Regions from separate parts of the Homo sapiens genome. Here region 1 is linked to region 2. A link is an interaction called in ENCODE POLR2A ChIA-PET data of the cell type or tissue named here. Cell type or tissue: B cell. All regions are shown on one strand. Each heading gives the region's core, and the rest is flanking DNA. Links, peaks and the distances in the headings are about the cores only. Region 1 holds the start of LPP-AS1 (LPP antisense RNA 1). Region 2 overlaps LPP (LIM domain containing preferred translocation partner in lipoma).

Evidence for each region. Peaks named below come from ENCODE experiments on the same cell type or tissue, not always from the same donor. Only the 100,000 strongest peaks of a DNase experiment are listed, where the experiment ranks them.
Region 1: POLR2A ChIA-PET joins it to region 2 with 5 read pairs; 2 of 35 experiments call an interaction of 5 or more read pairs at or near these places.

The regions. Positions count from the first base shown.
Region 1 is chr3:188,562,753-188,571,101 of GRCh38, reverse strand. The region is part of intron 6 of LPP (LIM domain containing preferred translocation partner in lipoma); the gene reads right to left. LPP-AS1 (LPP antisense RNA 1) reads left to right here and starts at 2,436. Exons shown (of 2, transcript NR_046623.1): 1 at 2,436-2,727. In B cell, for the core only: no CTCF peak of the experiment used is centred there; no DNase peak of the experiment used is centred there.
Region 2 is chr3:188,306,223-188,314,571 of GRCh38, reverse strand. The region is part of intron 2 of LPP (LIM domain containing preferred translocation partner in lipoma); the gene reads right to left. Among named protein-coding and RNA genes, the nearest start is that of FLJ42393, 130 kb to the right of the region's middle. In B cell, for the core only: no CTCF peak of the experiment used is centred there; a DNase peak (open chromatin) is centred at 4,651; H3K4me3 peaks cover 936 bases; H3K27ac peaks cover 519 bases.

The DNA of each region.
Region 1 (8,349 bases), core at 163-8,162, 260 kb before region 2:
TTTTTTTCTTTAGCAGTTCTTTATCTCTTCTCCTTTTTTAAGGACAGTTAGCACAACTGAACAATTACTTGGGAGGTACAATACAAAGCTTTGAGCGTAGCTCTTTATACACTTATCAAATGAGTATAATTTGCTATAATTCTTCCTCCTGATTATATACAGTAGCTATTTCATTCTCTAAATAATATCTTATACTTTTTTTTAGAAGTTGGTTAAATTGCTTAGGAGGAGAATATTAGGCTCAGTTTCTTTGAAGGGTAATATAGTGGGAGTGACTGTATAATTATCTCTAGCGGGCTTTCACCCACCATACAATGTCGTCTACTAGATCTATTGCTTTCCTGTTGAGAACTCCAGTTAATCCTACTAGCTAGCACACAGGAGAATGAGGCAGGCAAATTTTATTTTTAACTAAGGACTGAGAGCATAAGAGAAGGAAATACTAAGATTGATTAAATCTGGTGCATTTGCAATTTTTATTTTAAGCCATTTCAGATATATGTGCTACCCAATAGGTACACTAATTGAGACATTACAGTCCTTTGTGTAGCGTGTCCTATCTGGTACTCTCTGCCTGAGACCAATTGTCCTTTAAGCCACTCCACAGCTGGGCTATTTTATGCCTTGCAATTACTACTCTATTCTGGATGGGGAGTTTTATTTTATTTTAAATTGATGTGGATTTTATTCTCAAAATGCCAAGCATTCCAAATGCTTCATACATACTAAGTTTTTAAAAACAATTCAATGACTTCCAGGAGAGAGAAGTTTAACATAAGCCATTCACCAAAAACATCAGGATTTCTACAATAATTTCTTTCTCCAATATTGCTTAATAGTTTGTCTATGTGCCTTACCTGCAAGACAGAACTCCAGGGTAGGGTCTCAGGCAGTCTTACTCATATGCCTTTGACCAATGACTGCCACAAGGCCTGTCACTTTTACCCTTCTCTGCATCAAATTATGAATAGAGTACACTAATTGCATGCAGAAGTTAGAAATGATATGGTCAAACAATGTTATTCTCCTGAATTAGTGATTAAGGCTATCAGATTGTGACTACTCAAAAAAAAAAAAAGCCATTAAACTGAAGTTGCCATTCATACAAACTGACTACCACTAAAGTAGATTTGAGGTTATCTAGGGTTAGAGTGAGAATGGGAAGCAAATGAGCATGGACTTTTTAAATGTTCTAAAATTAAATTGAGGTAATGATTGCATGACTCTGTAAATAAATTACAAATCACTGAATTGTAAAAAAGCAAAATAAAAACTTTTTGCCAAATATCCCTCTTCACTAACACAGGGACTGTTAGTATTTTCAGTTGTGCCTTTAGTGGCCAATTCATACATTTAGGCTTTGGAGCCAGATGGCCGAGGCTGAAACATGACCTCTGCCACTTAGTGCCTCGATGAGTTACATACAACCTTCTGGGCCACAATTTCCTCTGCTGAAAAATGGGAGAAATGACAGGCTACATCATTGGATTACTAAGAAAAATAAGTGAATTGATTTGTGGAAGTGATACAGTAACTTCTCAATAAATGTTTAGTTACCAATCCATATCTTTTATTTAATTATAATTTTTAATATCAGAAATAATTGGCTATTGCTGCAAAGGGTTAATCTGATGGGGAATTCTACATAAAATTCTTTGTAGATAAGCACTATCCTACACAATACAGATGACATACTTCTAATTTTCATTCACAATCCAGGGCCCCTCCAATTCAAGTATATTCAGATTATCTTTCTAAAGCATGCTTCTCATTTTTTCCTCAAACTTTCAATGCTCCTGTCTTCCCCCCAGACTCCTGTCCCTAGTGCCTGCAACTGCCTACAAGGACAAGGTACAGAACATATAAAGTCATTGCATTGCACCGAATCCAATTGTAAGCGGCTCTCCGAACCCTCACCAATTTATTATTATTATTATTATTATTTGGCTGTTTTCTTTCTCTGTGCCACTTACTCCATTTTCCAGATACTTCAAATTCCTCACTCAGCCAAAAACACCATTCTTTCACGCAAATCTTCCTTTCACAATTGCAATTTCTTCTGCCTAGACTGTGGTCAGCCTTGAAAAACTCCTGTACATCCTTTGTGACCCAACTCGAATGTCACATCCTCTAGCTGACCTCAATCTTCATTGTGACCTCATAATAAGACATATACACCCCTACTGAAGCGTAAGTTCCCCCTCTCCACCCTTCAGGCCCTGCAGCCACTGTCTGCCCACACAGTCCCAAATGTTATCACAATACTAAGCTATTGTGCATTATATGTGATTCACCTCAGAGCCACAGCATATTTTCTTTTCTCTTCCAGAAAAACTTCTTCCTCTCTACTTTCCCCAAGCCACTCACCTCGCAAACTCCTACAAGTTTGTCAGACCTCAGTTTAGTTCAGATCGGATGCATTCAGGGTGTTATGGCAGGAGACAGACATGATCATAGGAAACTTCCTCAGATCTTCCAAGACTAGGTTTGCTTTGTCCCTGAATATGCTTCCAGAGTACCCTCTGCTGACCCTGAGTACTGGTCTATAGCACCAAATGGAAGACTGTCTGTCGATACACATTTTGTGACAGGCTCAGTTTTGTATAACTATTGTCAATCTCCATAACCCTAGCACATAGGAAGTCTCTGGCACATATCAGATGCTCAATATCGGTTGAGTGAATGTATTAATCATCTCCTTTAAAACCAGAGTCAGTGGATTGAAGGGTAAGTATATTATATCTCAAAAAGCTATTATTTAAAAATAAATCTGAATTACCAGTCTATCTTTCTCATTGTAGTTTTACCTCTCAGTTGCTGGACAGAGGTCTTACATGCTTGCATCCCTATCGTGGAGCCTGAAACCTACAAGTTGCTCAATAATGTTTACTGAAATTTCATAAAAATAAAATATTATGCCAGATTCTCAGCCACTGAACTACTTTCTACAAATGACCAATTTATATGAAGCTCCTCAGTAGGTAAATTGATAGTGATATCACAAATCAAGCAGCTGGAAGATTCACTGCTTTCAACATTCACATTTCACAACTAACAATTGGGTCCAGTAAGTGAATTACCCGAGATCGTGCAAATAGGATCACAAAGAATGCCTTCTCCCTAATCAATATCATTAGTGGTATCTAACTTAGAAAGACTGTTGTAATCACAGTAGTCAGATTTAGTGTTATGAGTATGGACTCTGCCAGCAACAAATCACCAAATACAGGTGATGAAAGCTATAGCTAGAAATAAATAGATCACTAGTGGGTTTTTGAAAACATGATCAGATTAAACAGGTGTTGATATGCATGAGAAGAGGAATAAACTCTTGGTTTGATGTAAGTCATTATTTGGCAGTTGTGTAATATCTGATAATCCTTCTAGGCTCTATTTACTCAAAGACCAGGAACTATAAGTATATCTGCTTCATAGGACAGAAGCCAGTGAAATTGGAGACAAATATTTTACATACCACAAATATGGTATTCAGGCAATGATGATAACAGCATCATTCTATAAGACCAACTGTATGACAGGCTTTGTTTTAAGCACTTTAGACACACTTTACACACGGCTTTGACTATAAACTGCATCTTTTTTTTTCCCTACTAACCTACTAACAAAGAACCAACAGGTGTCACTTAATATGTGTTACAATGGTTTCTTACCACATCAATCATAGGATGTGTTTCAATTTTCAAGAAATTAAACTGTGAGAAAGATATTTTATAGGATACAAGTAATAGAGTATAATACATTTAATAGTCCTAACAATCCTATGAGATGGGTCCTATTATCATCCCCATTTTAATGATGTGGAAGTTGAGGCGCAGAGAGGTTAAGGAACTTGTTCAAGGTTACATAAAAGCTTTAATGACGAGAAAAGTTTAACAGAGACTCAAAAAGTTTTACAGCGTCATCTCTCAGAAGCCCATAAAATGCTAAGAATTAGGTTTGTTTCTCTAAATCATACAATTGAACCAGTAAACTTTCCTCACTGAAGGGTATGGTGTCCTGAGATCTAAGAATTCTCATGGCAAAGTATTATGAAAATAAAAGTAGAAAGATAGCAATTTTAAACTCTTCAAGTTTTTATAATTTGCATCCTCTTTGCATTTATATAGCTCAGTTTGTATCAGACCAATTTGCACTCATTTGGATTTTGCTTTTAAGTTTTCTAAATCCTTTCATTTATCTGTTTTCTGTATGCATAAAGATACTGTAACTATTCTGGAAATGATAGTGTATTTGTTTTTCGATCTCCTTACTCCCCTTCTCCACCCTCCAAGCCTTGCTCTGAGCTTAGTGGGCATTAAATAAGTGTTGCTGACTAATTAAAGGCAAATTGGAGATCCAATTTGGCATCATATCCCAAAGCATGATATTAAAAAACACACAACTCAAGCATAGATTGTTAGCTTCTCGTATATGATTAGTGGTATTCTTGGTATAATTTACATAGTGAGAGAACATGGCTTTTTGAACTAAGCAGAAACATCCAAGGATTTGGTATGAATGTTGGAGGGAGAGTTGGGAGGAGGATCAAAGGAACACATTAAGAGATGAGACTGTGATTTGACTATGACTTGATCATCGAATAGAGTCCTTAGGCTGATCACAGTTAAGATACATATTTTTAAATCTGAGTTATTTGGTGAGGTAATGAGAGCTAACTAATAAAGCTAACATGAAATATGATACAGAAAATATGACACAGTTCCCATCAATGTTCATTTTCAAAACAATATTATTTTATGTATAAAATCATCTCTAAGCACAGAAAGGTTGTTTGCTGACTCTTGCTCCCACATATGAAAGTCAAGATATGATATTCCAGATCACCTGTGAAATTCTAACATGGTTATTAGGAACAGCAATCAAAGTGTAAGCACTTTTCCATCGTCTTGTAATCGTGCAAGGGAAGATTGAAAAGAAACACAACTGTATAATTTTCAAATTTTTCCTCATCAAAGACACTGGTTAATTGGGAAGTTATTGAGAATATAAAGTTAAATCTTGTTAATCCTTTTCCTATCATATGAAAATTCCTATTAACCACACGATGAAACCTTCTTTTCTCACACGCAGGTTAAACTAAAAGCTATTCCAAAATCCCTCACCTCTAAGCCCTAAGTGACACTGTGCAATCTCCTACCCACACCTCTCTTTACGGTAAATAGAGAAGAGGTGCACATTCTGGCAAACACATTAGTCCTCATCTACCAAAGTGAAAATCTGTGAGCTAAGAAACTTCTATACATTGTCCAGTAGTACATGTTTATAAAAATAACCTTGAAGCTTAGTCAAAGTCTCTCTGAAGTTATCAAATATTGAATGTTTTTCATTATTTTAATATCAAATATGTCTTCATTCTATTTGGTACTTTAAGTTTCTTTGCCATAATAAGATATAATATACATCAGACAAACATATTTAGGAAAAAACAAAAACCCCGTTCAGTTTTAAAACTGCCAAAAATGTTAGCTTTGAATGGGCAAAAATAGAATAAAGCTTCTTGAAAGTTATCAAAGTCTAATAGTATCTCACGATTGCTTTCTAATGGGCTCATTACTATGTTAGTTTTGCTTATCAGAAGTTTAAATTACAGGTTTACAGATAAACCGTTTTAAAACCAGAATGAAAACTAAATACTAGTGGAACATTGGTCTACAGACCAAAGCAAGAGGCAGTCAGAAAGTGAGAGGAGCGGATCTCTAAGGTCCACAACTTGTTTACTTGCAAACATCTGGGGTGAAGTCCCAGCCTCAGATATTTGGTTTGCCTTGACTTTATAAATTTCTCTCTGTGATAGAGAAGTACATACAATGTTGTCTCTACCACACCAACCACTCTGTTTAAGCAAAACCCTCAAAAAGTTGCTTGTTTTAATAACTACATTGCCACAGTTTTGTAACAGGTAATTCTGCACTCTGGCCACAGCTAGTTGGATCAGACATTGAACCCAAACCAGACTAGATACCCAGGAGCTGTGTTGGAGGAAGAATTCCTCCTCCATGTGTACTGGAGAAGAACCAGCTAAAATAATGGTCCTGTTGGTTCAGGCTTTTCAGTGTAAGGATACAGAAAAAGAAAAGCTGGGAGCAGAGATGGAATGGAGCAAAAGCCAGAGACACACGGCGTAGGATGAGGAGGCCATGAGGCAGGAGGACATCATATAACGAACATCCTAGTGTTCAGAAGAAGACTAAACAGAATCACTAACAGGAGCTGCCACAGAAAACAGAAGGAAAATTGAAGAAAGCTAAGTCCTTGTCCAACAAAGACCCACCGGACAAGGAAACACTGGATGTTTATTTCTGAGGAATGACAAAATCAGCTGCTGTTGTGTCCTCAATGATATTCCAAGTCTCCATGAGGCTTGGTTGTCTAGTTGCTGACATGGGTTTTTGGACTTCCTTCCTTCTCCCTGTATATTACCATAAATTCCCATCATCTAAAGTCATCTGAGGTAACTTTAAGCACATCTTGGTTCCTGCAACCTGAAAGGACCTAACTAAAACAGACCCAAGAAACGATTTCTTTATTTTAAAAGAACTTAGACACACATAATTCTGGCTCATCCTGGTATATTATGGTTTTAAAAAATGACTAAATCTATTAACAGAAGGAAAATAAATAAATAAAAGAGAAGGATAGGGGAGAGAGTTTATTTTGTGTCTCTCTGCTTATAAAGCACAACAACACATTATCTGTGATTTGGGAATTATCCGTGAGGATGCTCCTCTGCGATCTGTAATATCATAAAAGCTAGGCAGATTAGCTCTATTCTCTTACATACCTACATTTTCAGATATTATCCCCTACTAATTACCCTCAGTAGGACCAGCTGCGAATGGTGGAAAGAAGGAGTATGGCATGGAAGGTGGACCTGACTCTGGACCTTCCTATCATAGAATCAGTATAGAGAATTCAATTATATTTTTTAAAGTCTGATTATGCAAAACACTTGTTTCTTAACAAAAAATAAGCTAAAGGTATTTTTTAGTGCATTGCTACATTTGCATTTTTAAATTATGGTAGTTATTTTTATTGCGTTAAGTACCTTATTCTATCTCAGCGAAGAGTCGTGGCTGTTTTAAGTAAACAAGACTGTTACAAGAATACCCTACTCTTCTTCCATGGTGAGTGCCTGTATTCAAACCACAGTGCCATGGAAAATAACTTCCCCAACATTTACTCTCTTGGCCACAAGTGTCTGTTTAGAGAAGTGTCTGGCTTGGTCTGAACAACACATCCCCAAGCAACTAAGTGGAAACCCAGGTCGATAACATGAGCTAAGATGAGGATTCTAACATTTGCGATGATGGCCCACACTGAATTTTGATAATCTCAAAAAAACAAAAAAAAAACAAAAAAAAACACAAGCAATTCCAATTCTGGATTCACATGTACACAAAGATACATATGCAAGGAAGCTCATCTTAACATTGTTTGTAATAAAGAAAAGCTGAAGCTCTCCACTATAAAAGAGACTCAGTGATGAACCCTTACACTATGGAGCACTATACAGAATTAAAAATAGTATGGCAAATCCTTTTTACTGACATGAAAAGATCCAGAGGAAAAGAACTGAAAAAAATAGATAATATACCACACACACACACACACACACACACATATATATGTAAATGTATACATAAATGTATAGATACATGCTTGGAAAGATGCACAACAAAAAGACAATGGTGATTACTCTTTGGAAAAAGAGTTGGGGTTGGCAGGGGAGAAAATGAATGGGTACTGAGGGAGGGCTGTTATGTTCAACTTCATATACTTCTCACTGCTGAAATCCGTTGTGATAATTTATTTGTATATTGCCAGCATATATATGCTTCAGTAAAGTTAAGGAACAGGCTGGTTCCACAACGTGGTCCAATGTACTGCACACATGTTTGGTTGGTGAGCCAGCACAGAGAATTAGAGGAACTATTCCATTCAAAATCAACAGGACCAAGAGTGAGGCTCAGTTCTACCATTTTAGAAGTAGTATTTAGCGTAACTCACTCAACCGTGTGTGTAATAGTGGGATGATGATTTCTGGCCAGGCAACCTCCTAGACTTGATGTGATAATGAACATAAAGCCACTCGACAAACTGCTAGGCACTCCACAAATCTCAAGTACTACTATTATTACCGTTTATATTATTTGACTTCCCAAATTTCCCTGGAGAGATATGGCTAAGTGTGTAATAACAAATCATTTGTTTTCAACTTCTCCCTTTGAACAACATTGTTTTATCCTATTTCCTTTCACTAAGGTCTGAAACTAAACATCAAACGAGGCCGTAGGATTTTATTTTATCTGTCACATACTGCTGTCATTA
Region 2 (8,349 bases), core at 317-8,316:
AAATTGAAGCACAGATCATTAATATATTAATGATCTCTAGGATCTAGCAACACTAAAAATATATAATACAGAAACAATGAACAAGTTGATAATTATTTTAGCAAGAATACTAACAAGATTTCATGTTTGAAAATTTTATTCATATATTACAGCAAATTTACAGGACAAAAGAGAAAAACATAAAATTTTTTTAGAATATATGATTACTTTCAAAGTTTCTTTAAAAAAAAAAGCTAGATAACCTTTTAACAACCAGTCTCAATTAAAACAACAACAATAACAACACTATCAAAATAAGTGTGGATACTTTTCAACACAATACATTTCTCAAATCGAAAGCCAATGTCACTAGTAACAGGGAACATTATGAGCATTCCCATTAAACTCAGACACAAAAGAAGGACATTTACTCAACCACAGTTATTTAATATTTACTATTCTAGAGGTATTAGTACAGTTAGAAGAAAGCTATAAGTGTTGTAAAAATTGGAAAGAAAGGATAAATTATTGGCAGATAATATACTTACTTAACTAGAAACTCAAAAAAAATTTATCTAAAATTATTCAAATAATGAGACAATTCAGTAAAGTGGCTGAGCAGAAAATCAATGTACTGAAATCCAGACCCCAAACACAGAGGCACACACACATATAATTAAATGAAATAGAAAATAATTACATTAACTAGAGCAAGTAGAAAATATCTACAAAATTAACTTATTAGAAACAGGCACGGTCTACATGAAGAAAAATCTCAGTGCTCCTGGGAACATCAAAGAAGGTTTCAACAAATGGAAAGGCATTAGTATTCCAAGAAAAAGAATCAACATTTTTACAATGTATAGCATGTAATGCTAACAAATAAACCCAGCAAACCTCATAAGTATATCAACAGAACTTTTTTACATTATTTTATTTTATTTTTTTTTTTTTTTGAGACGGAGTCTCACTCTGTCACCCAGGCTGGAGTGCAGTGGCGGGATCTTGGCTCACTGCAACCTCCACCTCCCAGTTCAAGCGATTCTCCTGCCTCAGCCTCCCGAGTAGCTGGGACTACAGGTGCCCGCCACCACACTTGGCTAATTTTTGTATTCTTAGTAGATAGGGTTTCACCATGTTGGCCAGGCTGGTCTTGAACTTCTGACCTCAAGTGATCTGCCCACCTCAGCCACCCGAAGTGCTGGGATTACAGGCGTGAGCCACCACGCCCAGCCAGAACTAGATAGGTTCATTATAAAGGTCAATGAAAAATAAACAGGCATTAAAAGCCAGAAATTTTCTGAAAAAGAGAAACTAATAGGAATGGGGAATCTTTGTCAGATAATAAAACATATTATAAAGCTACAATAATTGAAAGCATAATAATGACACATGAAGTGACAGATGAATAGAACAGAAAGTCTAAAAATAGATGCAAATTCTTTTTTTTTTCTTTTTTTTAATATTTTAAGTTCTGGGGTACATGTGCACAACGTGCAGATTTGTTACATATGTATACATGTGCCATGTTGGTTTGCTGCACCCATTAACTCGTCATTTACATTAGGTATATCTCCTAATGCTATCCCTCCCCCGTCCCCCAACCCCATGACAGGCCCCAGTGTGTGATGTTCCCTTTCCTGTGTCCAAGCATTCTCATTGTTCAATTCCCACCTGTGAGTAAGAACATGCGGTCTTTGGTTTTCTGTCCTTGCGATAGTTTGCTGAGAATGATGGTTTCCAGGTTCATCCATGTCCCTACAAAGGACATGAACTCATCCTTTATTATGGCTGCATAGTATTCCACGGTGTTCTTAAGTATTAAATACTTAAGTATTAAGAAATTTAATATACAATAAAGGTAGCTTTTCAAATCAGTGTGAAAGAGATGGACTCCTCAATAAACAGTGTTTAGAAATGCAGATCCAGAAAAATATCAAAATAAATCCTAACCTCACATTTTTTACCAAAATAAAATTTCAATGGTTCAAAGATTTGAGAAAGAGCAGAAGAAATAACTAGAAGAAAAATTGGAAATTTCTTTTTAAATATCACAAAGTGGGGAAGGCATTTCTAGGCATCACACAAAATCAAAGAAACATAAAATCAAAAAAGGATTAACTATATAAAACTTTTTATTTTAATCTGCAAGTTAAAAAAGAAATGCAAAATGGTAAAGCATTACAATTCCTGTCACAGACTACAAGTTAATTTTCTTAACTGTAATAAATCAATAAGCAAAAATTCAGCAATCCAATGGAAAAGGAAGTGAAGGACAGTTCAGAAAACGGAATTACAAATGGGTACGGCTCATTTCAAATGGTGTTTAGAGTCGCTAATAACAGAAATGCAAATGTGTATATAAATGGCATGTATATAAATGTATTTATATACACTGGAATATAAATACATATCTGTGTGTGTTTGTGTGTGTGTTTCTGTGTGTGTGTGTATACACATGCTTATTTATACCCAGTTTATTTCTAAAAGGATATATAAAGAACTTATACTTTCCTCTGGGTGGGAGAAGTAAAGAGATAAAATAAAGATGTACTTGTCATTGCATAGTTTTGAATTTTATACTATAGTTTAAACTATATTTTTGTGTTACTTATTCAAATTAATTTTTAGTTTCTTTAAAGAAATGTTGGAAAGGCCTGGTGCGGTGGCTCACACCTGTAATCCCAGCACTTTGGGAAGTCGAGGCAGGAGAATCATCTGAGCTCAGGAGTTCGAGACCAGCCTGGCCAATATGGTGAAACTCTGTCTCTACTAAAAATACAAAAATTAGCCGGGCATAGCAGCGGGTGCCTGTAATCCCAGCTACTCAGAAGGCTGAGGCAGGAGAATCGCTTGAATTCGGGACATGGAGGTTGCAGTGAGCCAACATCAGGCCACTGCACTCAAGCCTGGGTGACAGCAAGACAGAAAACAGAAAAAAAACAGAAAAAAAAAAGAAATGTTGGACAATAGCACATCAAAGAGAACGATGAATTCAGGGCAGGGAAGCCAGATAGATAGCCTGCAATGTTCCAACTCCGTAAGTTTATTTTATCTTACTTTTAGTTTAGTTTAGTTTAGTTTAGTTTAGTTTAGTTTAGTTTAGTTTAGTTTAGTTTAGAGATAGGGTCTCGCTCCATTATCCAAGCTGGAGTATAGCAGCACAATCATAGCTCACTGCAGCCTTGAACTCTCAAGCAATGTTCCTGCCTCAGCCTCCTGAGTAGCTAGGACTACAGGTGTACACCATCATGACCAACTAATTGTTTTATTTCATTTTTTTGTAGAAATGGGGTCTCACTATGTTGCCCAGTCTGGTCTCAAACTCCTGGCATCAAGAGATCCTCCCACTGCAGACTCCCATAGTGCCGGGATTTGACAGTAGACAGAGAGAGAGAGAGAGAGCATATAAAATAATTAGAAAATAAGAATAACTAAAAAAAAAAAATTGGGGCCACTGCACCCGGCCTCAATTCTGCAACTTAATACGGCATATCAGAATAACTATGAGAAAGATATCAGGATCTGAAGACTAATACAGCTGCTTAATATCTTCGACTTTTTGGAAGTTCTTCATCCTTTCAGCACCTCAGTTTCCACAGCTGTGAAACAGAAAGCTAAAACTTACACTTCAACAGGTCTCTGTGAAAATTAAATAAGATAACTTATAATAAAGCACTTAGCCCAAGTTCTGGCAAGGAACATATATTCAATCAATGTTGGCTCTCTTTACTATAAGGATTCTTTTAAAAAATAATAATAGCAATAATAATAATGCTCTGCTCAACCACACACATTCCACCCAACATCTACCCCCACCACTCTGGCCTCAGCTACCCTTCCTATTGCCATTGACACCCTAACTGCCCAAGAAGCAAGGATTGAATAAACTCAAATTCTAAATGCCAGTCCAGAAAATGAATTTTAAAAAAATCTATTTCAACTCACATATTTCACAGTGGAGGCCATCTATAATTAGGTGGTGGCCAAAGTGATGAAAACTCAAATCTATTGACCCCCTTTTCATAGACTCTTCAACACAATTATTTCAATGTGTAGGCAAAGATTGAGCAACTCTCCCTCAACAATTATTTCATGTGTCAGCAAAGAATGAGCATTTCTCCCTCAATTCCACTGGCTAGCTATTTTTTAAGTTCACTTTGCTTTCTTGCCTTCTCACTCCCAAGCACCTATAGCGCACTCATCAACCGGGCATCCTTGGCCTGTCTCTCCTTGTGAACATGGATCACCACAGAATACACACAGTCACCTGCCTCATATCACTGCAGACATTAGAAGACAAAGTTATCTTTCTTGTAATATCCCAAAAGGCCAACTTCGTCAGTCTTCCAGAAGAAGAAAAAAAAAAAAAAAAGAAAGACAACTTTAACAAAAACTCACTCTATCCTGATAGAAACAAATAAAGAACCCCTTTCTCTAGAACACAATGACTTAAAGAGATCTTAAAGCTGATGCATCCTCACAGCACTGGGTTTTGTTGGCAGTCATGGTGGTGGTGGTGAGGTTTTGGGTGTTTGTTTGTTTTGTTTAATTTATCTTTCTGTTTTTGGCCTGTGTGAAAGATTCTGTTATGGGTATTATCAATTCTCATTTAAAGAAATAAGGACAATGGTATTAATAATGAAACAAAAGTACTCCTTTTTACTCTCTGTGGTCTGCAAGAAGTTTCACATTTCACTCAGATCAGAACTCCATGTTTTACTGATGTGAAAGTATGTGGTTTTTGCGATAGCCAAGTTCTTCTAATATTCAACTTTGTTGTTTCTTACTTTCAACTTACAGTAAATGAATCCCGATTTTTCCCCTTTGTCAAAATCAGCCCATTTTCAAAACAAGCAAGCCACCTCACTCATGACACTTTTCATGAATATTATACAGGCATAAGGCTATTTAAACCTATTTTATCGAATTATACAATCTCAACTATGAAGGAGATTGCTCAATTTTTGTCTGTGGATGCCACAGGACACAACTAATTCTGGAGAAGCACAGAAGAAAGGCAAGTCCTACCTCTGCTTATCTCGCCTCTCCCCTAAGGACCTCTCAACCTTTGTTTTGGGCAACGTTTAAACAGAGAAATCAGGGATCATCAATCAGTCCCCAACCAGAGAAGAACAATTACTGTCATCATGCCCATAGCCATCATCTTTAACCTTAGCTTCAGGTGCGCTCAATCTAACTCCAGAGCCTGCAAAGTAGGTAATGCAAAAATTACTCTCCTCCACTGTATATTAGAAGAAACGCAGGCTCCGGACAGGTGCGGTGGCTCATGACTGTAATCCCAGCACTTTGGGAGGGCAAGGCAGGTGGATCACCTGAGGTCAGGAGTTCAAGACCAGCCTGGCCAATATGGTGAAACCCCATCTCTGCTAAAAATACAAAAATTAGCTGAGCATGGTCATGCACGTCTATAATCCCAGATACTGAGGAGGCTAAGGCAGGAGAATCGCTTGAACCTGGGAGGCAGAGGATGCAGGAGCAGGGATTGCACCACTACACTCCAGCCTGGGCAACAGAGTGAGACTCCATATCAAAAAAAAAAAAAAAAAGAAGAAGAAGAAAAAGAAGAAGGAGAAGGAGAGGAGGGAGGAGGAGAAGGAGAAAGGAGAAGGGAGAAGGGAGAAGGAGGAGGAGGAGGAGAGAAGAAGAAGAAGACGAAGAAGAAGGAGAAGGAGTAGGAGAAGGAGAACGAGAACGAGAACAAGAACAAGAACAAGAAGAACAAGAAGAAACAACAACTCAGGCTCAGAAAGAACAAATGATTTGCCCTGGAGCCCCCAGCAATAAGTGGGAAGATCAAGTCCTTGACCGAAGTTTTATCGTTCTGAAACAAGGCTCTATCTACTCTCTACTCCGCATAAGGGGAGCACCCTGGATTTTGTTTGTTTCTCTCAACACTTTGTGCAGCACTGGCTCTTAGTTGCTTCATCGTGACACAATGACTCCACCAGCAAGGCTGACAACCAGCGCATACTTGATGGCACCACTGTTTACACTGGAGTTGGTTTCGATTGTTCGGTGCCTGGGCCATAGCAGTTGTTAAATATTTTCACTATCACTATGATCCATCAATTTTCAGATGGGTCACAAGCAATTTATTATCAGTAACTGTTTAAATCCTAACGTTCCAAATGATTTGTTTTTGTTTAAAAACTAGCACTCTTTCAAGGTTATCCCTATGATATTGTCACTCACATTCCCATTTACTTGCTTAAGTGGGGCATCTAGAAGCAGAGTTATAGACAGTTTTTCATTTATTCCACTTCACCACAGCTTGCCTTCTCTGTGATATAGGCATATCACAGCCCATAGTGTGCTGCGATATTAACACTATTCATCATAAGAATCTTGGATAAATAAAACCGAGAAACTGCTTCTGTAAATGTTGGGGGCAGAATGACCAACAATTTGGCTTTCCTAGAAAGAGAAGAGAATATCTGAATTCCCTGTAAACTGGTAAATCCTCTACCATCAGTCCTGAATTCTGAGGGGGCCTGATATTTAAGCAACAAAACTTAGAAGGTTCCACCTGTTATTCCTAGCTCTGTCACTAAAAATCGTGTCCAAACAGAGGTAATACGAATGTGTTACCCGTTCCCGAAATTACACACACGCACAGACACACACACACACTTACACCCCAGAGCACAGAATGGATCCAGTGTAGTAGTGCAGGTGACCAAAAATGCCCCACAGTCCATTCAATACGTATAGAAACAATTTATCCTAACAATGTCTAAGAGATAATCAGCTGTATTCCCTGTGTTAATAAAGTCATATTGAACATCCCAGTTATGAGCTTATCTCATAGGACTAAGAATGTATTATCTATCTCCCTCACTAGAGTGTAAGCTCCCTGTGATGAAGAACCAGTTATTCATTCAAGTAAATACTTACTGAGCATCTATTATGTGCCAGGCACTGACCTAGGTGGGGATACAACAAACAACTTAAAAAGACTAAATCCTGGCGCTCACGGAGCTTACATCCCAGTGTGGTAAAAGTAGAAAATTCATAAACAGGTAAAGATGCACATAATTTTCAGAGAACAATAAATACTCAAAAATAAAATAGAGTACAGGAGATAGGTAGTGCCAGATGTGGAGGCACAAATTTTATCTATCTTACAGCTATTTCTAATCATTGATTTGAGGCTTTCGAAAAAACAGCCACGTCTGAGTCCCACCCACAGATATTCTGATTTAATGAGCTTGGGGGTGGACTTTGGACAACACTGTTTTTAAGGGCACGCCAATCATTCTAACATACCACCAGGACTGAGATCCACTGGTATGTATGATTTTAAAAGAGAACAGGCTTTGGTTTCAAAGCTACCTGTCACATTTCATCTGTGTGACCTCAGGAAAGATACTTCATTTCCTTGAGCCTCAATGCTCACGTCTGTAAAATGGGATAATAATAGTAATAGACACCTCTTTGGGTTATTGTGAGAATTGAATGATATATGCAAAGTATAGCAAAGTTTCTAGCACATGCAAAGGACTCAGTAAGTTTTGCCATCATTTACTGTTATCTCTACCAGTTAAAAATATGCACAGAAGATGCAAATTGAGGGCTGCAGGCCAAATCTGGTCCTTAGACGGGTTCTGTTTGCCATTTGCAGTGTGGACTTACAACGTGCTTTGTTGTTGTTTTGAGCCAAAGTTGATGCTACTGAGTAAGATTGTAAGTTGCATTTTTCTTCTTCCATGAGGAAGTATCTCTCATAGTGCTTTAAAAATACTTGAATGAGCTGCCAACATTTTAAAAACCAAAGAGTTTACATAAAAATCTGGCAATGATGCATCTCCACGTGGCAATAATTAGCTAGCGCCAAGCGGCTGTCACCCCTTTCAGAGAGGATGCCCTCTTGAGCACCTCCCATTCCCCACCACGCACTGCATCTCTCTCCCCAAACACATGCCCAGAGCATGGCATTTCAACAACACACTAGCACTGTTACTTTCCTTACGGTAAAGAGGAAAACAAAATATTTCCTGCACCCACGACTCTAAAGTGGGAAGAGGTTAAGCTAGATAAAGGGCTTTGTGTTTCAAGAAAATGTGCCTGACTCTGTAGGCATATGGCCTAACATATCCTGGACACTGAAATAGGAGCTTTGCAAACATTAGCTCCATTCATCCCACAATTCTGTGAGGTACTTTCCATGATCACAATTTTCAGGCCAGGCACGGTGGCTCACACCTGTAATCCCAACACTTTGGGAGGGCATGGTGGGTGGATCATTTGAGGTCAGGAGTTCAAGCCCAGCCTGACCAACATGGTGAAACCCCGTCTCTACTAAAAATACAAAAAAAAAAAAATTAGCTGGACATGGTGGTGCACACC